Linked DNA regions of Homo sapiens: regions 1 and 2 are each linked to region 3. Evidence: chromatin loops called from intact Hi-C (ENCODE). Cell type or tissue: dorsolateral prefrontal cortex. All regions are shown on one strand. Each heading gives the region's core, and the rest is flanking DNA. Links, peaks and the distances in the headings are about the cores only. Region 1 overlaps KIRREL3 (kirre like nephrin family adhesion molecule 3). Region 2 overlaps KIRREL3 (kirre like nephrin family adhesion molecule 3). Region 3 has its middle 75 kb from the start of LINC02712.

Region 1 (7,190 bases), core at 1,251-6,250, 630 kb after region 3:
AATGAAGAAACATAAGACAAAGTCAAGAGGCAGGAAAAATAGTAAGGACCAAGAAGCTGAAGAGGGAGCCTGCAGGTTGGCTTGAGAAAGGAGGTTAGTTCAGCTGAAGCAGATGAGTCAAAGGGGGATGAGTAGGAGCTGAAATCAGAGGCAGAGGGACCACACCCTGACCCTAAGCCATCAGAAGTTTGGACAGAGGAGCGATCAGATCCAACTGACATTGCTACATTGCGTAAGGATGGCTGTGGCCACTGGGTTAAGAAGAGGCTGAAGCAGGGAAGAAGCAGGGCGTCTCTCAGGAGCCTCAACAGATGCAAGGTGATGCTGTCTTGGACCAGGGTGGGGGCAGCAGAGGTTGTAAGAAGTGGTCATTTTCTGGATAAAAGATTGAAAGATAAAGTATTAGAGAAAGGCATCAGGGATGACTTCTAAGGTTGTGGCCTTAGAAGTCGCAAAAGGAAGGATAAGTTGCCATTGGCTGAGATAGGGATGATTTTGACAGGATCTAGCGGGAGGGGCTGTGTGGTGAAGGCAGGAGTTGGCTGTGGATGAGTTACATTTTAGAAACCTAAGAGATGTTCAAATGGAAATGCCCAGCAAGGAAGTAGACTTCAGCATGCGGGTGGAATGAAAGCCATGGGACTAAGTAAGATCACCTAGGCAGTGAATGTAGACAGCTCGGAGAAGCCCTGAGGTCCTCCAACATTTGGGAATAATAGAGATGGGGAGGAACTAGCAAAGGAGATGGAGAAGGAGTAGCTGTGAGTAAGAGTAGACCCGTAAGAGACTGCTCTCCCAGAGGCTAAGAGAAGAAGGCGTTCAAACAGAAGAGCTGGCCATTTGTGTCAACAAGGAGTTGACCATTGGATTTGTCAACATGGAGTCATTGGTAATTTAGGAAGAAGCCGTTTCAGTGGCGTATTTTTAGATTTGAGACAAAACCAGAATAAGTGGGTTACCGAGTGTCGGAATGAAGGGAAATGCGTTTGTCTAGATGAAGGAGACAGTGAGAGACAGCTCTTCTGAGTTCTGTAAAAGAGAACACAGCAAAGGAGGTATAGCAGGAGGAAAACAAACATGAGAAAGGCTTCTCCATTTTAAAAAAGTTAGAGATATTACAGCATATTTGTAAGAAGATGATTAAATAAAGGGGGAATGATGACTCTGGAGGGAAAGGAGACAAAGGTTTCTATCAACGCCCTTGAGTGGGAGAAGGGGGCTGGGATTCAGCATCAGAGAGGAGGGCTTGGCTTCCTGGGGCAGAAAGACTCAGTGAGGCCCCCTGTATCGTATCAATGGGGCTCCTGGCCGGGGTGGTGTGACCCTAATCCCTAGCCGCTCTGCCCATAGCTTCCCTGCCCCTGGTGAACTTGGCAAATCACTTATTGTCTAATTCTTAGGTTCCCCATCTTAAATATTAACTTACCATGCCCACGGCAAATGATTATTATTGAGAGTAAATAAAATATGTGTAAAGCACAGCACTTATCCTTAATAAGTTAAAGCTAGATCCTTTCTACCTTCCTTCCCCAGTTTGCCCTCCAGCATTTCTCTGAGGACCTCTGACTCATCCAGAGAAACTTGGATGGCCCTTCTGCTGCTAATGCTGCTTAAAGGCCAGCAGGGCCAAAAGCAGGCACAGCCAAGTGTTTCCAGTGCCCCCAAACACCCTCGTCCTTATATTTGTCTCAATAGCTTAGTGTCTGTGATTTGGTGAGTCATCTTTCTATGGCAATTTTTCATTTCCGTGCAGCCTCTTGGAGTTGGGTTCCGCAACTTGCACCTGCATGCAGCTAGGATCTTCAAAGAGCTGCTTCCCACTGAGTGAGCCCAGCCAGGGAGCCCCTGCCCCTCCCTCAGAGCCATAGCACAGAAGAGGTGGGTGTCTGGCTGCAGTTCTGGGTGGGCCCGCCTGCCTGAGCCTGAGGCAGAGGGCAGAAATGTGGCTGCAGGAGATGGAAGGGTGTGAGAGAGCCCAGAGCTGGGATGCAAGCCCTCCTCTCAGCGCAAATTCCGGTGATGCTACCTTGCCCAGGTAGGAGATCATTGAATCTCTTACCCAGAAAGACAAAGCTCTTGTCATGAGGCAAGGGATATTTTAACTTCTATCCATGAACCTCCCAATGAAAAAATGTAGAGTTCTGTCAAAACAGGTTAGCATATTAGCAATCACGGCTCACTACCATCTGTATTTGTTCCATTTGTGCCGTTTATGATGGTTATCCACATTAATTATTTCACTGCTAAAGTCCCTTCTAATTTCTGAACACTGTTATTTCTAAGAAAGATGGATATTAGATATGCCACACATCAGCGCAGGGTGGCATTACAGCATGCCATTAAGTTCAGATGCTGAGGCTCGGCAGAAAATAATTTTGCTATTTGTAATTGCAATAAAGTGTTTTATGTTGTGGCTCAACATGAAGAATAGCACTGATGGAAGCTGACTACTTAGTTTGGCAATGACTCTGAACTCATTAAAACAGACGAGAACCACTAGGTGGGGGTGACTGGCCAGCAGGAGGACAGAGATGAGTGAGGATGGAGGACAAGGTGTGTGGTGACAGCCATTCCCAAGCCTGGCCACGCCAACCTGCCTGAGCAGAGTCTACAAGGAACAGTTCCCCGCGAGAACTTTCAAAGCATCTGAGTCAATAGATCTAGGGTAATAGGGTAAGGCATAGCCAACAGCTGGGACATTCTATCACTGCTGGTTCACATAGCCACTTGTACAACAGTGGCACCTTCAGAGCAGTGACCACTGTCAAAGTACTTGAGTTTATAAACTATAATCACGCTTCCACTATTTCATTAAATAACATGACAGCCTTGGACGGGAGCTGTTATTGTTAGCATATCCAAGACACCATAGAATAATTAGCTTCTCTCCTAACTCCCAACCTCAGGCTTCCGAAAGGATGCCAGTGGGTTCAACAGCTAAAGTCCAGCGAGGACAGCCTTGAAGGTAAGGACCAGCGTGAAGGTCTAAGGAAGGCAAAGAAATCTCCCTTTGTGGCGTTCTTTGTTTTAAAGTGATGTTTGAGATGGTGATCTGACCTGGGTGAGGAAGAATCAAATGCTTCTTCCAGAACCCTTCCAGTTCAAGCACGTGTTCATCCTCCCATTGGTCATTCATCTGTCAAAAACGCACCAAATCATCTTGGATGCGCTGAGCTCTATGCCTGCCCTAGGCTCATTCCCGCCTTCCCAGGTAACCAGGGCAAATGAGTCAGCAGCCAACAAGCAGGGGAAAGGAAACAAAACAGGCACCCACTGCAAATAATGGGTGGATCCCATCTAGATGAGGTCCAGTATAAAATGAAAATCAGCTAGAAAGAATCAGCTGTTACTCTCCCCCACACTTCCCCCCCCCCCCAACACACACACACTCACACTCACACTCAGGCTAGTAAATACCTTCTTTGACTGATATGGCCAGTTTTCAGATGCATTTGGCTGTTTCTTCCAGGGTGATAGCTCCCCCTGGTGTTTGGAGGCCCAGGTTTTCACAGGCCACAGTGAGTGTCCCCAGGAATCTTCTGTGCTCCATCAGTATCACTTAGATGGGAGCTAGAGATCCATAAAAGTCAGTCCCTTCCTGTTTCCCTGGGATGTGGCTGACCTGTGTCATCTGAAACAGGCTTTGTCCCCTGAGCTCCAATCCTAACCTCCCTACAGCCTCAACGCTGTGGTTCTGGGCAAAGTTATTGAAACTCAGAGCACCCATCCCTCACCTATAAAAATGAGGGAGATAACACCAAGGTGGTGTTAGCATGAGATCAAATAATAATGAAATGACACCTAGCTCAATGCGTGACACCTAGCAGGTGCTCCATACATATTAGCTGCTTTGCTCTTCTTAGTTTAAGAGTTTCAAAATCTTGCTCTCCAGCTCCCTCCCTTCCTCTTTCTTCCTCCGCCTCCCTCTCCTTCCCAAATCTTTATTCTAACCTTACTCTTTCTTTCATAGCTCCCTCCTATCTGTTCCTCCTTCTCCCCTCCTGTCTCCCTATCACTCTCTCCATCTCCTTTCTTCTTTTTCCTTCTTTCTCATCACCTCCCACATTCCCCCTCACCTCCCTGTCTGCCTCTTTTCCCACACCTCTTCCTCCGCCCTTCTCCTGCCCAACCTCATGCCTAAGAACTAACATTGGGTGTATGGAGGGTACTCTCTGAAGATAAATTGCATCCTGTGCTAAGTCAGAGAGGAGCCATTTTTCCACTAGTCAATAACACTGCAGATTGCTCTTGCATTCTTCAGAGGAGCACCAAGGGCTTTTCTGCGCTCTTGACGGTGGAACACTGGCCTCTCTGCAACCGTGTTCATCGTGGATGGTGTTTGAACATTCTCTGTCTTCCCTCTTGCTCTTGTGCAGTCTCTCTGATGTTTGCCTCCCCCGCATTCTCTTTCCTCCTTTTGCCTGCCCTTCTTTTATTTCTAATCTCATTTTTGCTCTTCTCTTTAGTATGTTTCACGTGCTGTAGTCCCTTTTCCTCTTGTTTTTGATTTGCAAAATGGTCCACGTTCTCCTATATTCCCAAACTGCATTTTCTCAAGCAGCCTGCAATATTTCTTCCCTGTCACTGTAAAAGCTTTTTCATCTTCATTTGGAGCCATTTGCCCTGATCATTTCTTTCCTTAAGATCACAGTGATGAGCCCATGTGGTCTTGAGCTGTCAACAATCCCCAGGAAAGGAGAGCACTGACTTAAAACTTGCATTTTAATTTGGAGACCCCCTCAGAGGCTGGCCAGGGCAGAGCAGAAGCACAGCAACTGTCCCAGACCAGCCCTGGTTGTGCACTGAGATCTTTGGGAAGATCTGAAAGGAAGGAACCTGAAAATGCTGAATAGTTTTCTTCCCCCACAAAATAGATGGGGATAGCCTGAGTAGCTCAAGACTGTTTTTCTCAACTGATTTCTTCCTCTACACAGTTCCCTTGAAAGAGGAAATAAACAATTATCCGGTGGCAAAACAGAGACTCTATTAGTTGTCTGGGCATTGTCACAAGGTGAAAGTGTCACAGGCTTGCACAAGAACCTGATCATTAGGAGGATGGAGTCCCCAGCCATGCAGCCACACAGAAAGGTGGGGTGTGAGTTTAGAATCTGAGAAAAAGATGAAGCCTGAGTCTTCACCCTGTGGCTTGACGCCTCGGGTGCCTGGGATGGGGAAGCAGGAGGAAAGTTCATGTAAGTAAAACTCCGCTGATCACCCAGCAGGGGCCTCCTTCTCTATGGTGGGATTTGGTACATAAGCCCCCACCTCAGGCAGCTCAGGGATATCCCACATCTTCCCTCAAAGCAGACCCAGAGACAAGGATTCAAATGCAAGTAGTTTGTTTCAGGGGGCGATCCCAGGAAACCCTGGTAGGGGAGGGAGGAAGTGAGTAGGAAAGGAAGGAAAGACGCCAGTAAAGGATTCATCATCATGTAGATACCACTGTGTGCAACTGGCAGTCAGCCCACCGTGCAACTCTGGGACGTGGCATTCTCCCCAAGGAGAAGTGAGGAAATTGGGGCATTTATCCCCACCAGCCCCATACCTATCATGTGTAGAGGGCTGCCTCCCAGGGCGGAAACTCTCCAGCACATGCCATTTGCCCAAGACAGAATGAGCATGTTCCCAAATGCCCCCCATCACATCTCCGTGACTCCATCACACCCGCTGTCCCACAGAGAATCGCAGGCATTAGCACAGGTTTCTTCTGCATGTCTAGTTGAATGCTAAGGGGCTGTGGCCAGAGCTGCAACAGTATCAGGGCTCGGCCTGGGCCACACGCTCCCCTCTTTATGCTGCTCTAAGCCAGGGGTCTACATGCTTCTACAAAGAGCCAGAGAGTAAATACGTTAAGCTTTGCAACCAGAAGGTCTCTGTTGCAACTCCTCCATTGATTATGTCATTGTATTGTGGCAGAGAGGCCAGAACTGTGTAAGGCAGGTAAGGTGCTCTAGGTACAAAATTGAGGGAGGCACTGACTGTCCGGGCTGTGGCTTGTGCACCAGCCTGGGAGTGAGGGTCTTCTTCAGTATTGCACCCTGGGCACCTCCCTTTCCCCTCCCCAGCCCTGGCCCTATGTGATGCAAAAGCTGCTCTACCCAATACGAATGCAGAGGGCGTGGCTGTGTTCCAACAAAACCTCCTTTACAAAAACAGTCAGGGAATCAAATTTGGTCTGCAGTCCTTAGCTGACCTGCCCTATCTAGCCAGACTGGTCTTTTAGGTCCTCCAAGCACTGTGCTCCCCCTGCAACCCATTTTCAGATGCTGTTCCGTGCTCCCCACTCAACACCTCACCTGGATATTTCCTCCTCGCCCGTCAGCCTCAGGTTGAACATCACCTCTTCAAGGAGGTCTCGCCCACTTCTGGCCAGGTCAGATCCCCCTACGGAACCCCACACCCTCCACTCTCCCTCAGCACACTTATCACCATGGTAATTGCATAGTTGATTGTGTCATTTGTTGTTGAATGTCTGTCGCCCTCTGCAGAATGTACACTCCTGTCAGTTACCAGAGCCTGTTGCGTCTACTTCCTAATAAGCCTGGAGTCTTTCCCTCCTCATCACCTCAGGCAGCGCAGCCCTGTCCCAGGCCTTCATCGTTTCTTACCTGGGTCTCTGCAATGGCCTCCTGCCCCATCTTCCTACATACCTTGAGGCATCCTGGGGCTCCCCTTTACCTCCATGAGGACGTCCAAACTTCTAAGAATGGCATAAAAGGCGCTTCACATCTGGGGCCCTGCCCCTAGCCCTGCCCTCATCCCCTCCCCACCTTGGCCCACCTGCTTTGCTTCAGTGATGCTACCCTGCCTATTGTCCGCTACTTCCTAAATGCATGAGGCTCTCTCTGGCTTCCAGGCCTTTGCATGGGCTGTGACCTCTGCATGGAGCCTCCTTTCTCCCTTTCTGCACATCCCAGCATCAGTCCGTACCCTAAATGGCCTTCTCAGACCATTCATCCTCACAGCCCCAACTCCTCCGCTCTTGGTTAGGAATCAGCAATGTGGGCTTCCACAGCCCCCTGTGCTTCCTCAGTTTCAGGTTTCTCACACTTTGTTATAGCTATTTACCTATCTGCCACTCCTATGAGAGATTGAGCTCCCTGAGATGAGGAACCTAGCACCCAGCACCCAGTGCCTAGCACCTAGCACCCAACACTCAACACCTAACACCTAGCACCTAATACCTAGCA
Region 2 (7,190 bases), core at 1,450-6,449, 740 kb after region 3:
GAGGCTACCATGTTCTTGGCAGCCAGAAAAAGACTCTGCGATCAGTGAACCCAACGTGCGTGCAGCCCAGAGAGCAGCCATCTGTGGGGAGGGCACGGGAATGCAAACGTGGACAAATGACATGACAGCCACCTTTGGACTCTGCAGGCCATTGCCCTCACGACACCTCAGGATAAAGGGAAGAGTAGGAAACTAAGCAAGTGGAAAACAAAGGAGATGAAGTGGGAAATGTGAAACATGAAAACGTTGTCCTCAAAGTCCAGTATGAAGGAGGAATATAGCTTCCATGCATGTGTGTGCATACCAAGGACGGCAAGGAGAATGCAGACTGATGGATCAATCAGAAAGACCACCCTCAAAGAGTGAAAGCAGCCTAGTTCTACAAAAGTCATGATCTCTCAAAAGGAGTTAGACACCAAAAATGTCAATAGAATTGAGAAGGAAAGGAATGGGAGAGGGTGCGGTGGTAGGAACAACAGTAATAGCAGCTAACATTCACCGGGCGCTGTGAGCCAAGAACGTTACATGTATTCTCTCGTTTCATTTCCCCACGATCCTTTTTCTATGACTATTCCCACCTCCCAGATTAGGTCTTTGTGACTTCAGTTGAGGAACTTCCCCAAAGTCACACAGCTCAGGAGTGGAGTCAGATTTTAATGTGGGCGGTCTGTCTCTTGCACCTGTACTCTTAGCCCCTAAGGCAAATGGTCTCTTTTTTCAAGAATCTTCATCGCAGGTTGTTCAGAGGCTTTCAGATGTGTCTAGCTTCCTCCTGAAGCTTGGAGATGTATGTTGAAAAGTTCCAGCTTCAAACCCCCGCCCGAGTCAAACTGCTAAGGCCAAGAATATCTTGGTCTAAATTCCACCTTAGACTTCTGTGAAAAATGATATTCTCAGTTCTCTGAGTGAGAAGCTTCTGCCCCGACCTGCATGATCTGGGGAGACCACTGAGGCAGCTTCAACTGTCTAAGAAAGAAACTGCTCTAAGAGAGATGGAGAGCCCTCCAAGAGATCCCAGGGAAGGATGGATTTCTCCAGCAAGCCCCTGCTCTCCGTTGCCCTGTCTGTAGTCCTGGCACCTGCAGGGAAGAGAATACCTGCTTCAGACATGCACGGTTGGCTCCTTCTCCCCATGTGATTATAGCCCCAGTGCCTGGCATTTGTTGAGTGCTCTACGCCCACAGACCTCCAATGCAAACATTCTCTCTCATTATCCCACATTCCCATGAGGTTGCAGGCTGGGCCAGGTTAGTCTATCATCCTAAGTATGTCCCTTCTGTCCTTGAGCCTAATGTGTTCATTTGTGAATATGAAGCATTGCTTGGGAAACTGTTAAAATCCTCTTACAGTTCAGACAAGCAGGCTCATGCCTGTAATCCCAGCAATTTGGGAGGCCAAGGCAGACAGATTGTTTGAGACCAGGAGTTCAAGACCAGCCTGACGAACATGCCGAAACCCCCATCTCTATTAAAAATACAAAAATTAGCCAGGCGTGGTGGTGCATGCCTGTAATCCCAGCCACTCGGCAGGCTGAGGCAGGAGAATCGCTTGAACCTGGGAGGCGAAGGTTGCAGTGAGCCGAGATCTTGCTGCTGCACTCCAGTCTGGGTGAAAGGGCAAAATTCTGTCTCAAAAAAAAAAAAGTTAACAGCACAGATTTTGGAGTCAGGTCAGGCCTAACTTTGTAACTGAAACAATGTGTGACTTCGGCCTCATTTACTTAACCTCCCTGAGCCTCAGTTTCTTCATCTGTAAAAGGAAGATGATCATTGCACCTTCCAACAACATTGGGTTGTTCTGAGGATTCGTTGAAGTCATCCACATAAAATTCTTATCTCGGTGCCTATCGCATCATCAGGTTCTATTAATGTTAGCTGCTGTTGTTCATAATCAACAGAAAAAAACTGACACAGTAAGAATGTGCTGGAGCTGCGAGTGGCTCTCAACTTTTGCTGTATATTAGAATACTGGGGAGCTCTGAAACCTTGTAGCCACACCCCCATACCGATTAATCTGGAATCTCTGGTTGTCAGGTTTTTCAGACATCTCAGATAATTCCAATATGCAGCCAAAGTTCGGAACCCCCAGAACACGATCCCAGTTCCAGTTAGATTTTATACAAGTGAGCATGCATCGGAGGTCCCCCCAGAAAGGAGCTGAGCTTAGTGCAAGGCTGTCTGATCTCAGGCACATTCCCCTGCCCCTCTCTCCCAGCAGGTCCCCCACCCACTTAACCTTTCACGAAGCCTCTCGGCCTCACATTCACTTCAGGTAGGCTGCAAAGGAGACCGTCCTCATACATGTCCCGAGGCAGGAATAACTCTGGTTGCTTAACCACAGTTGTCATACTCAGGAGAGACGAAAGGAAATCATAAATAATAGATGCTACATAAACAAGGTCCAATTAACCCAGCCACCAGCCCGGGGGGAAGACATACATTAGCCCTCTCTGCAAGAGGCTAAGGAGAGACATTAGGGAAACTGCCTGGAGCTTCACAGGTGTGGCTGGAGAGTCTCTCCTTCTGAACCCAACCTTCCCCGCACCCCTTTCCTGAGGTCCGGTCTCAGAGCGGGGAAAACAAACCCAACCTGGGCTGGGCGGTGGTCAGGTCTCGCTGCAGTGCTCCTCAATTCAGCACAATTCCATGCAGAGTTGAGTGGGCAGTAACTTTAGCCCTGTCTCCGGGTTAGTTTTCCATTCTCCTAGCATACTAATTGCATCACATTTCTCTTCTGCAACAAATACCCCTCTGGCCTGATTGTTTCTGCTACCCACCCTGTACTCTGACCCACAGGAAGTCACTTGTTTCTCAGGGCTAACAGCAAGCTGGGCTCCAGAGCTGCTTCTCCATCCCCTCCCCTCCTGTCCTGGACATAGGTCTCATCAGGCATCCCCATTGCCCATCTCCACTCCAGAAGTGCACTCCCAGCAGTTAGGCCCCAGGAAATGCAAGTCACCTGTGCCAGTTAGCAGTTTGCCAGCAGGCCCAATGCTCTGCCTCTGGACAGCCCCCTGCCTGCCTCCAGGAGGAGTCCTCAGTGCCTCTGGGACCACCATCCCTTAGCCAGGGAGGGCTGGGAAGGGGGCTCCTACTGCAGCCACAGGATTTTGTGTATGGATTAGTCCAGGGTGATTATTGAGCTCAGAAGAAAGCAGCTCGTGATTAAGGGAGCCATTTGGGGAGGGGAGAGGAGGGAAGAGGAGGGGAGTTTCTCAAAACACCTGCCTGGGAACGCACTGGAGGAATGCCAGACGCGCACCTCCCACAGACAGAGGAAGGGCACCAGGGGCTAAACCTGGTGGAAAAGCAAGGTTAGTGAATTTAATGAGGTGATCTTAGGCAGCTTAATTCAGCTCGATAGCCTGGGGCTAGAGGAGGAGCCCCCGCACAGGAAGTCAGAAGTTGGGCCTGCACTAATTAGATTTCACAAATGCTGCTGTTATTCAGCACGTTGTTCCAAACGCCTGCCAGGTGGATAGGAGGCTCCCAGCGGGGGCTTCTGAGACCGCCCCCTTCAGCTGCCTCCTGCTTTTCTCTCCCACCTGTCCTGGCCCACCATGGCCCGCCCCCACCTCCAGCTGCATTCCTGGAATTGGCACCCAGCTCAGACTCCACCTGGGCCCACCCTGTCCCACCTGTGGGGTGGTCTAAAGGGTGAGGATGGAGCAGCAGCCACCAACCCTCCCTCCTGGGTTGGTAAGAGACAGCACGGCAGGCACGGGAGATGATGAGAAAGGCCCTGGAGACAGCTGACGTGCTCGTTCCTCGGGCCCTTGCTGCGATGGGGCTGAGCAGTTGCCCTAGTGCCTGGGTGGATCCCTTTTCCCCAGACTTGCAGCTGCAGAGCTGACCCAGTAGTGATGTTCGTCCTTGCAGTGGGTGGCAACTCTGTCTTGATTGCAAGTGCTCAGCAACGCTCCCTATTCATCTGTGTACCCTGCAGGGCTAAGCAACTCGGCCCTTCAGCAAATCATTAGGACTAAGTTTCTCCATCTGTAAAATGGCTAATTGCAGAAGGCCACACAGCAGCAGGGACCCAGATAAAGCTCTTGCAGTAGGGAAGCTTTGTTTTGTCCTCGCTAGCAGCTGCCCTAAGTGTTACAACTCAAAGGGCAGAGGAAGCCACTTAATGCCTACATGATAATAACAGCGATCAATTAATAATGGCAATAATGGTCTTTGAACGTGGAGCGCTGCTTCTCTCCAGCGGGAGCCCAGTTCCTGCTCCTGAGGGACAGCCCCACCTGCGGAGAGGCTGCTCCCTCCAGTGGAAGGAGGTGGTCATGGTCACCGAGAGTCAGCTCGGAGCCAGATGTGGATCTCTCCTTCCTGATCTCTCCTCCAGCCCTTCCTCTCCCAGCCAAGAGTACTCATATTCACATTAGAAAGCAGCCCCAGCCATAAGAAACCCGTTCTGTCTGCCCAAAACCACACCAAATGTGTTATGGCGACTTCCTCGCCTTGCCCCTCTGGCCGCAGTTTTTCTTCCTGTACAAGGAGGTGAGCCAATCTCGGCTCAGCTACTCCATCGTTTCCCTGGGTTTAGGGAGTGGAAGCCCCCAGGTATTTTCCTGGCTTTGCCCCTCCATCCACTCTGACGACCTCCTGGGAGGCCCTAGCTACTCATAAGCCCCACGACAAGCCCTGTGGTTGGTTCTTGGCTGCCAGAGAGAGCCCCTTGGAAGAGAACAACTGCTTAATAAGGATAAACATGTGGCATGCAATTTAAAAACCCTGGAATACCCGGCCATGTGATAGGCAGGTTCCAAAGCTGCTTACTTCAGCTAGAAAGCACTGCCTGGCCACCCCCGCCCCTTCCCATCATCTGAGCTTCTCCCCTTTCCCATCCAGAGTCCTCCCTTGACCCCCCAAATCCCTTCCCATCTTTAATCAGTCTAAGCTTTTAAAGAAAGAAAAAAAGAGTGCAGAAGAAGGCCAGCATGTAGAGGTATGGCACTTAGGGATGTTTTAAGGCCCCTGCAGAGTTCAAGGAGAATGTCCCAAGAATGTTAAGCATGATCCCTCCCCTGGGTCTCTCCCCTCACTGCCAACCTTGAACCAAGTTATGCAGCTTGGAAACTGACTGGAGTCCTCCGGTTCCCTCCCTGGAATGTCGAGGGTCTCGGCCTGGTATCAACCCCTGGGGTGTGTAAGGTCATCTGGGATGTGGTCTGGAGACCACCCTAAGGTGGGGAAATGTGGAAGGCAGTTCCCAGAGAGCCCGGACTTCCCTCCCCCATGGCCCTGTGAAATCGACAACTTAATAATTCTTAACATTTATTGGGTCTGTGTTCCAAAGGATGTACATGTCATAATCTGCTCACTCCTCACAGCTCCATGAGTTAGGTATTATTTCCCCGTATTTTACAGACTTGGAAACTGAAACACAGAAAGACTACATAAATTCTCCAGAGTGACACAGCTAGTAAGTGATACACCCGAAATCCAAACCCACACTCCAGATCCACTCTCATAAACACCATACTAAACTGTGCCTTCATAAAAATAATATTTTAACATTAATAATACTAGTGACTCTGATTTGAGTGCTTTAGATGCTGGGTGCCTGCTAAGAGCTTCCCATGGCTTATGCTGGAATGCTCGAAACAGGCTCTATGAAGCAAATATGATTATTAGCTCCATTTTACTGAAGAAATGGAGGCTCAGGGAGATTGAATAATTGACTTAGTTACAGAGATAATGAGTGGTCAACTGGGATTCCTTCCCAAGATGGCCTGCGTCCCTCTGGACCACACTATGGCTCACTGCTCCCTGCCAAAGGGGCCATTCTGTGTGTCACTTCCCTGAGGCAGAGAATGAACAGGAGGAACCTCCAAGGTTCCCTTCTGCCCTTTGTGCCTCTAATTTGATCCCAGAGGAAAGATGCAATGAGAGGACTCCCTCTGCTTAACTCCCAAGAGGGACCATGTCCCATGCCCTCCAGACCTCACTCTCTACCCATATGCCCCATGCTTTCCCCACCCCATTCCCACTCCCAGCATCCCTACTCAACTCAGGCGGGACGCACAGCTCCAGGCCCAGCATGACGGATATGTGTGGCCAAGAATGGCAATGTATTTATTAAGTGAAACCGACAACTTTCATTAACCCAAGTAGACATTATTAAAACGCGCCGGTTGTCTCTGGGAAATGAAGTGCCCAGCACAGGCTGTGAGCAGAGCTCCTATTTGCGTGCGCCAAGCTGCTAAGTGTGGGCTGTGCCTCCCTCCTGGCATCCTGAGTCTCATCCATCATGTCCCATGAAGTAGGTCCCATCCTGAGCCCCCACACCACTTCACAGCAGTCACCGCAGGACTCCTCCCCCTGAGCCTCAAATCCCAGACCCAAGTGGCCTGAGACCTGGAGACCATGGGTGCTCCATTGCTCCCACTCCCGACGCCTGAAGATGAAGCTGCTCACTGGGACCCTGATCCTCTACATTAAGTGCAGCACATTATACCTGCCTGGAATCCTGGCAGTGACTAAGGAGGCACCAACTGCAAATGTGACTTGGTAAGATCCCAGGAGTCGGTCCCTAGATATAGTTATCCATGGGGCCCCAACCTGCTGCAGATGGGAGAGCAGGGAATCCAGGAGAAAAGCCAAGAGCGTGGGAGGAGCCAAGGAGAAAGGGCAGGGCCAAGAAAGGCCACACCCTCACCAGGCTCGATGCATTGTCTGTGATTATGGGTCTTTGTTGAGGTGAAGGAAGCAGTAATAATAATCTCATCTGCCACTTTGCAATTTACAATGCACTTTTACATATGCCGTTTCATTTGCTCCTCCTAAGTGTGCTATGAGGGAGATAGCATCAGCCTGATTTCTCTTTTGTCCCCATGAGGAGAGGGGGCTTGGGGTTAAATAATTCTGCTGTGAGGCTCTGTGAAGTTAGCAGGTTGCAGCTCTGGGGTGAGTCTAGCGTTGCTTCTCTGAGTCACCTCCTTTCGAAGACCTCCTCTTTTATTGTGTTCCAAACATGGACACCTGGCAAAGCTCAGACACGCTTGTTTAGAAGTGGGCCATTCTGCGCAGCCTCAGACCCCCTGCTGTGTGCACCATGGCTCCAGGCAGTGTGCTGTGAACACCCACCCACCCCCATGTGGCCCACAGGACACACCTGTAAGCCAACGGATCAGAACCCTCCAGCTGTAGAGGCAGCAGAGGATTTAGAGTGGCCAAGAAGGACTG
Region 3 (7,190 bases), core at 724-5,723:
GATACAACAATGTTAACAATCTCACTCTTTCAATATTGCTTTTCCACTTCTTCTTTGGCCTTCTTTCTTTAGTTTCCTCTTATTTCTTCCTTTTCTTCCAATTTTAACTGATTTTCTGACTTCATCCTGTTACCCACATTTTGAACTGAAAATGGTGCTCACCCTTTGTTTCATGAAGGAGAAACCTGTTAAGAAGACACACACATTCATCAGCAGTTACACAAAATACCAACAATGAAGGTCATTCGTATAGTAGGTTATGTAAGTGAATCCCCCACTAACTTAAAGCAGGAGCAATGAACAATAAAACATGTGAATGGTACACGTGATACAAGAGAAAAAAAATACTACATATTAAAATTGTTCTTTATGGTTGAAAATAATGTTTCTTAAATTTTAGGGCACAGGGAGATAGATCACCTGAAGACAAAATTCAGAGTCTTGTTCAGCAGCTCAGATGTGGGGCCCAAGAGCCTGCACAGGGCCTACATGGTGTGTGGAGTCCAGTGCAAAGTGAATATTCAGGGACCCTTGTTCAAAAATTAAGAATTTCAAGATGGCAAAAACAACATATTAAACCAATCCCAGAGCCCTTCTGAGCATAAGGCCCTATGTAACTGCACGAGTCACATGTTGATAATTCCTGGAAGTGCATTTTCAGCAAGCACCCAAATGAAGTTGATGCTACCGATCCATAGATTCTAATTTGAGTTACAAGGGTCTAAAAATGTTCTAAATTGCTCCCCCCACACACATTTTGGATTTATACTTTTTGTTCGCTGACTTTTGATTTTCTTTAAAATAAGCTATTTACTTAGGAGATTAGCCAAGAAATTTGGATGCTAGAACTATCTCAGAGACCAATATTTGTTTTTGATTTTGTTGTGGGATATTCAGTAAAATTTGTTTAATTAATAAATAATATGGTATATGAATATATGACTTTGTTTTTAATTCTCTCCTTTCTTCACTCTTCCTTCCCATTACTTCCTTTCTATCCCAAATTCTGTACTAACAATCATCTCCATGAAATTAACATTCTTCTCCTACCTTCAGTTCTACTTACATTCAATTTTTCAAGAACATTCATGCTACTGTCAGACATTTTTGCCTATACACTTATAGTGACTGGGATTCTTCAGCAGGTCCATTCTGGTGCCAGAAATACATCAGTAATATGTCTTATTTCTGTAAAGCAGAGGGTTTCACTGTTATGTATCTTTAATATTTTCAACCATTTTGTTGTGGAAATAGCCCTAAAATATATCATACATATTCATTGCCTTTCAAGCAGAGGACGAAGAGCATAATCTAGATTCTGGGGTGCAGTTAATGTTTTATGCGATGCTATAATACCCTACGATACTTGGAAGTATTGTGATTGATGAGGCTACTAACTCCTATACAAAATGTCCCAGGCCACTGGAACGCTGACTTCTTGATTTTATTTTTGTGTGTTTAAAAAAATTTCCCCAAATTGTTACCTGTAATGCCCTAGTGTTGTAAGCTTGTTTGCCTAAACCAGAATTTCACTGCCAAACTTTGTATCTCTAATGTGGTTTTGGCCAAACTTATTGAGATAATTCTATGAAAATTAAGTCATTTATGTATATTGACAATGGGTTTAAGAAATTCACCTATGAATGAAGAACTAAAATGTAAGTTTTGGTAAATGGGATCTGTGACATAATTTTGGATTGTCAGGAAACCTTAATTTTTCTTTTACTTCTGTATTCTTGATACAACTATTATCAGTGATCCAGATAATTGTAGACTTTTCATGAATTTGACTATAATAAAGTTGGAACTTGGGTTCCAACTGATCATTAAGTCTCTATGTATGTTTTTGAGTGAACTAGTATGTAATTTCCAAGTTCTTAAGATTTTGGATGGCAGGGGGTAGGGGGAGGATATGAAATAGCTTTAGTCTCTGTCCTTAAATGTTTCTAAGTTCATGTGTAATAATAAATCACTTTGATACTCAAATGTCCAGAGATTGGTCATACAGCATATAGATAATTTGGTACCATTTCATCTTCACTGTATCTTTTCTGTTGCCCAATAACCAGTCTCTTTTCATTGCTTAGAGTGAAGAGGCTGCTGTATTAACACTAATTTCTGAGCTTCTAGCTGGCTTTTATGACAACTCTCAAATAGGTTGAACTTGGTTGACAACTGCGGGACAAATGATGAAGGGGAGAAAGCTAGGCAGCAATGCTGATGCTTTTGCTACCACGTCTTCAGATCTTGCAGTGAATGCTCTAATTGACAAGATTCTGAGGGGTGGGGACACAACCTGGAGGCATAGTTAAAAATCTTGAAGAACAGTCACTCCTGAAAGGCAGAGGTGCCTCTTTTTTTTCTTATTTATGCAGGAATTTAAGTTTAGTAAAGAGAATATATAACACACATACATACACCCCACCCACACATGTATACATACATACAAAAATATACACACATCACATTAAGGAGAAATTGGAAAAAAATGAAAAAGGAATTCCTAAGGTGAGTAACTTGGGGAGAAAGATGAGATGCCCACAGGAGTAAAATAAAAACACAGCAGATTCCTGTTTCTTACAAACGTATGTTCCCATCAGGATTACTGAAGCAGCTAGTGTTCATTTTGGCATTTTCAACTAGAATACTCAAAATTTCAGGGAACAGTAAAACTCTCCAGATTTGTTTAGAAGGAAAAATCATTACACATGAAACAACAAAGCACTTTTAGGGGCTAAGTCTGGAGAAGGGGCTAAGGCATGGTACTGAGCAGGGGGAAGTTTGGTGTGGAAGTCATTTTCTCTACCAATGACTCCAAAACCCAGAAATGTCAATGCAAAAAGATCTCCCAGTTCAAACATGTTGTCTATTGTCTGTGTAAAGACTAAAAACTCCTGAAATTACCCAAGAAGACAAGGAAACTTCATACAACTACGTTCACATCAGATGCATCCCAGTAGCACCATTTTCTCTCTATAATTCTTAGAGTTTCTTATCAGAAACCCTTGCTGCTTTCCAAATCCCTCTGTTTTCTTTCTTCTTGACCTCGGACGCCTCTGGGCATGTGCCCCCAGGAAGAGAAAAATGGCTTGAGCAGAGGCATAAAATGATGCACAAATCTGCCATAAGTTCATCCTAAGTCAACTGAAAGCAGCAGAAGAAATGGCTTGCAAAACAACAACAACAGCAGCAACAAAAAACTAAAAACCAGCAAGATTTTGGTTTTTTCGTCCATGTAGCTTTGGAGCCACCAGATGGCGGTGTTGCAGACCAGCTCTTAGAGCCTCTGGGTGCAGTGGAAATGAGAGAATAGGAAGAATTATTAATATTAAAGCGATGCCTGAAATGTGCTGGTGTTTGCGTCGCTACCAAAACGCCGAATGCATTGCGACTAAGGACAGCAACTTAAAGGCGGGGATGACTTTTCTTCCACAGTTTATTCTGAAACAGCAGGAAGCTACCAGGCAGTTTCATGGGATTAGATTGATTTAACCTCATCAGCCAGATCACTGTGAAAGGAAAGATGTTCCCAGAGACCCAAGTTTACATGATGACTCCAGAGCAAGAGACGAAACCCGATGAAACCAGTAAAAGCCGTCAGAACAAGCTCTCCAGGGCTCCCATCACCACTTTCCTCCATTTCTTTCTTTCCATTGACTGGGTCCCCAAGCCACCTCTCGCTGCAGCCCGTCACCGACGCTGGCAACACACGCACACACTCACATTTTAAAAAGCAAATGTCACAGAATTTCCAACAACCACACTTGCCAGCCAAAGAAAGCGTTCATTGATTTCCTGTTTTGTGAATTGATACAGATAATTTCTGTGGCTTAAGGGGTTCATTAACTCACTCATTTGAAATAATCTGAACATAAGCCGAGTTAAAGTTTTCTCTTGTCCTGTGTCCAGACTCATTTAACTCAATTTTTGAGAGCACAGTGCTAAGGAAACCAAAGCTCAGTGTTCAATATCCACTTGGTTTTACTCTGTTCCACTGATATGCCTCATACTCACAACCCTGGCTATCTATCTAGGACTAAGGTCAGAAAAGGAACTTAAGGGTCAGAAATGAAAAACAGAGTATGGATGGAGAAATACAAATATACTCTAACTACTGGAGAAAAATGGTCCCAAATCAATCTTAGGTTTTGGTTTGAGGTAAAATGGGTAAGCACAATTCACATTGTCTCTCCTGTTGAATGTAGCTGTAAAACCTGTGCAGAAAGGATGGAGCATCTCTTTGAGGACTCTAGTGGTAAAAAATAGCTGGAGGGTTGGAAAAGAAGATACAAATTTAAAGTACCAAGAAACTGGCAGACAATTTCACATTTTTCCTCCTTTCTCTCTCAGTGTAGACACACAGTAGCATAAAACCAGGAGGTGGTCATTAACCTTGGACAGATAACACTTTAGGAGACGCCTGGAAAAAAATAAAACTATCCCTACTCACAGACGACGTAATTCTGTATGTAGAAAAGTCCCAAGAAAACGACAAAGGAGCTCTTGGGATGAATAAATGAGTTTCACAAAGTCAACATACAAAACCAAATTATATTTCTATATAATGGCAATGAAATTTCAGAACTCAAAAAGAAAAGTCTTCAATAGCTTTAAAAGAACACAAAATACTTAGTTATAAAAGTAACATAACTTACACTGTATTTCCAGGTTGAACATTATAAAATTCTGATAAAAGAAATAAAAGAACGTACTAAATGGAGAGACATACAGTGCTCATGGATTAGAAGACTTAATAAGATAAAGAGGTTAACTCTCAAATTAACAGGTAACACAATTTCAACAGTAAAAAGCAAACAACCCAATTTTAAAATAGGCAAAAAACAAACATGAAAAAAAAAAAAACAACCTTGAACAGACCCTTTACTTAAAAGAGGACATGTATGGTTAAAACATAAATGAAGAGGCCAGGCACAGTGGCTCACACCTGTAACCCCAGCACTCTGGGCGGCCGAGGCAGGCGGATCACGAGGTCAGGAGTTCGAGACCAGCCTGACCAACATGGTGAAACCCCCGTCTCTACTAAAAAAAAAAATACAAAAATTAGCTGGGCATGGTGGTGTGTGCCTGTAATCCCAGCTACTGGGGAGGCTGAGGCAGGAGAATCACTTGAACCTGGGAGACAGAGGTTGCAGTGAGCCGAGATCGCGCTATTGCACTACCACCTGGGCAAAAGAGTGAGATTCTTTCTCAAAAATAAATAAATAAATAAATGAAGAAACACAGGAAAAGATTATCAATATCACTAGCCATTAGGAAAATGCAAATTAAAACCATGTGAGACACCTCTCTAGGCCTTTTAGAATGGCTAAAATAAAACATCCTGATAACGTTAGGTGCTAGTGAGGACACAGAGCATATGTAGCTAGTGAGAACACATATAGCTTGTCAGGCTTTATAAAGCTAAACAAATATTTACCATATGACCCAGAAATTCTATTCCTGGGTATTTTGTCTTAGAGATATAATAACTTGTATTCATACAAAAACCAGTACATCGAATGTTCATAGCAGCTCTAGTCATAGTTGCCAAATCTGGAAGCAATTCAAGTGTCTTTTAATGAGTGAATAGATAAGCAAACGGTGACACATCCATACAATGAGATACCATTCAGCAATGGAAAGAAACAAACCATTGACACATGCAACTTTGATGAATCTCACAGGCATTATATGACCTGAAAGGAGCTAGTCTCAAAAGTTTATACAGGGCATAATTCCATGTATATGATAGTCTCAGGAAGACAAACCTGTAGAGATATAGGATATATCAGTGTTTGCCAAGAATTAGGGGTATGGGGAGGCTACAGAGTAATAGCACAAGGGAGTGTTTTGGCGGAGATGTAACTGTTATGCATTCTGTGGTTATATCAATCTATAAATATGGTAACATTCATAGATTCGATTTGATTGCATGCTAATTTAAAAATTAAAAAATTTAAATACAATTCCTGCTGACAAGAGATCAAATGACATCAACTTGATGTGTCTGAAGGGAAGCACATTTTATTCTGTGGGGGAAAAGTTCAAAGAAAATGAATTGTGCACACTCTTGTGGGACAGACACCTTACATTATCTCATGGAATTATTGTAAGTCTCCTGTTGGTTGGGTTTTATTATTCTCAGGTTAAAGATGAGAAATGGGCATTTAGAACAGCTAAGTAAAATGCTCAAGATGAAAGAGCTAATGAATGGAGGAATAAAAATTTGAAAAGTCATTTGTCTGCTTTCAAAGACTACATGCCCACCTGCTATGCCGCAGCTTCCCAAACACTCAAAGGAGGTATGTTAACACTACTTAAGAAAATTAACTTTCTGATCACTTTTAAAACTGTATTTAAGACATAAAACACATGCATTTATTAAACCATCCCCAGCATGATTTCTACTTGGAGATAGCTCTCTTTTTTTTTTTTTGTTTTTCCCAGAAGGAGTCTTACCCTGTCTCCCAGGCTGGAGTGCAATGGTGCAGTCTCAGCTCACTGCAACCTCTGCCTCCTGGTTCAAGTGATTCTCCTGCCTCAGGCTCCCGAGTAGCTGGGACTACAGGCACGTGCCACCACGCCCAGCTAATTTTTTGTATTTTTAGTAGAAACGGGGTTTCACCATGTTAGCCAGGATGAGAGATAGCTCTTATTAGGAATCAATTAGTTCTTCTGTATAGTTTCAGAGAGTTCTTCCCAAAATCCTAGAATTCAGATCTCTAATTCTAATTTACTCCACCTTTGCTTATTACACATGGATAAGGCTTTTACTTTATGACATACCTTTCAGAGATGAAAGGATCCATTTCAGAGGTTGTTCTTCCTCAAAGCAGAAGTCTTACTCGGGCCCTAATTAAACATGGCACTGCTATTTAAACCTTGTGATTTAAGAACAAGATGTAACAGTGGTTCAGCACTTTGAAGTAAAACACTGCTCCATGTGCAGTTAGTAGAGTGGTGGTGATCTGTGTTTGTGTGTGGAACCCATGACACAGCTCAGTTAGGACTGTCCTAGTTCTCTCCTTCACAGGGAAGGATTACCAAATAGCAAATTCCTACTATTGCCTTGTCACCCATCATGTATGCCCCTTTCCCCCCAAAAAAGAACTGACCCCAAAGTAAGTAATTTTAACATCTTCTACAATGGACATGCTCATTTCTGCCACTCATTACATGCACCAGGCCCT

Evidence for each region. Peaks named below come from ENCODE experiments on the same cell type or tissue, not always from the same donor. Only the 100,000 strongest peaks of a DNase experiment are listed, where the experiment ranks them.
Region 1: a loop joins it to region 3, with 6 times the contacts of the local background. A loop is called at or near these places in 17 of 110 quality-filtered maps.
Region 2: a loop joins it to region 3, with 3.0 times the contacts of the local background. A loop is called at or near these places in 24 of 110 quality-filtered maps.

The regions. Positions count from the first base shown.
Region 1 is chr11:126,712,935-126,720,124 of GRCh38, reverse strand. All of the region lies in intron 1 of KIRREL3 (kirre like nephrin family adhesion molecule 3), which reads left to right. Among named protein-coding and RNA genes, the nearest start is that of KIRREL3-AS4, 64 kb to the right of the region's middle. RefSeq lists an enhancer at 3,337-3,631. In dorsolateral prefrontal cortex, for the core only: a CTCF peak has its summit at 3,486 (motif pointing left); a DNase peak (open chromatin) is centred at 3,484; H3K27ac peaks cover 1,749 bases.
Region 2 is chr11:126,604,550-126,611,739 of GRCh38, reverse strand. The region is part of intron 1 of KIRREL3 (kirre like nephrin family adhesion molecule 3); the gene reads left to right. It overlaps KIRREL3-AS1 (KIRREL3 antisense RNA 1), which reads right to left. Exons shown (of 2, transcript NR_174952.1): 2 at 1-1,079. Among named protein-coding and RNA genes, the nearest start is that of KIRREL3-AS4, 45 kb to the left of the region's middle. RefSeq lists enhancers at 2,486-3,170, 3,171-3,856, 3,857-4,542. In dorsolateral prefrontal cortex, for the core only: CTCF peaks have their summits at 4,066 and 4,268 (motif pointing left); a DNase peak (open chromatin) is centred at 4,259; H3K4me3 peaks cover 449 bases; H3K27ac peaks cover 345 bases.
Region 3 is chr11:127,342,107-127,349,296 of GRCh38, reverse strand. No RefSeq gene overlaps it. Among named protein-coding and RNA genes, the nearest start is that of LINC02712, 75 kb to the right of the region's middle. In dorsolateral prefrontal cortex, for the core only: CTCF peaks have their summits at 3,062 and 3,261 (motif pointing right); a DNase peak (open chromatin) is centred at 3,276; H3K4me3 peaks cover 372 bases.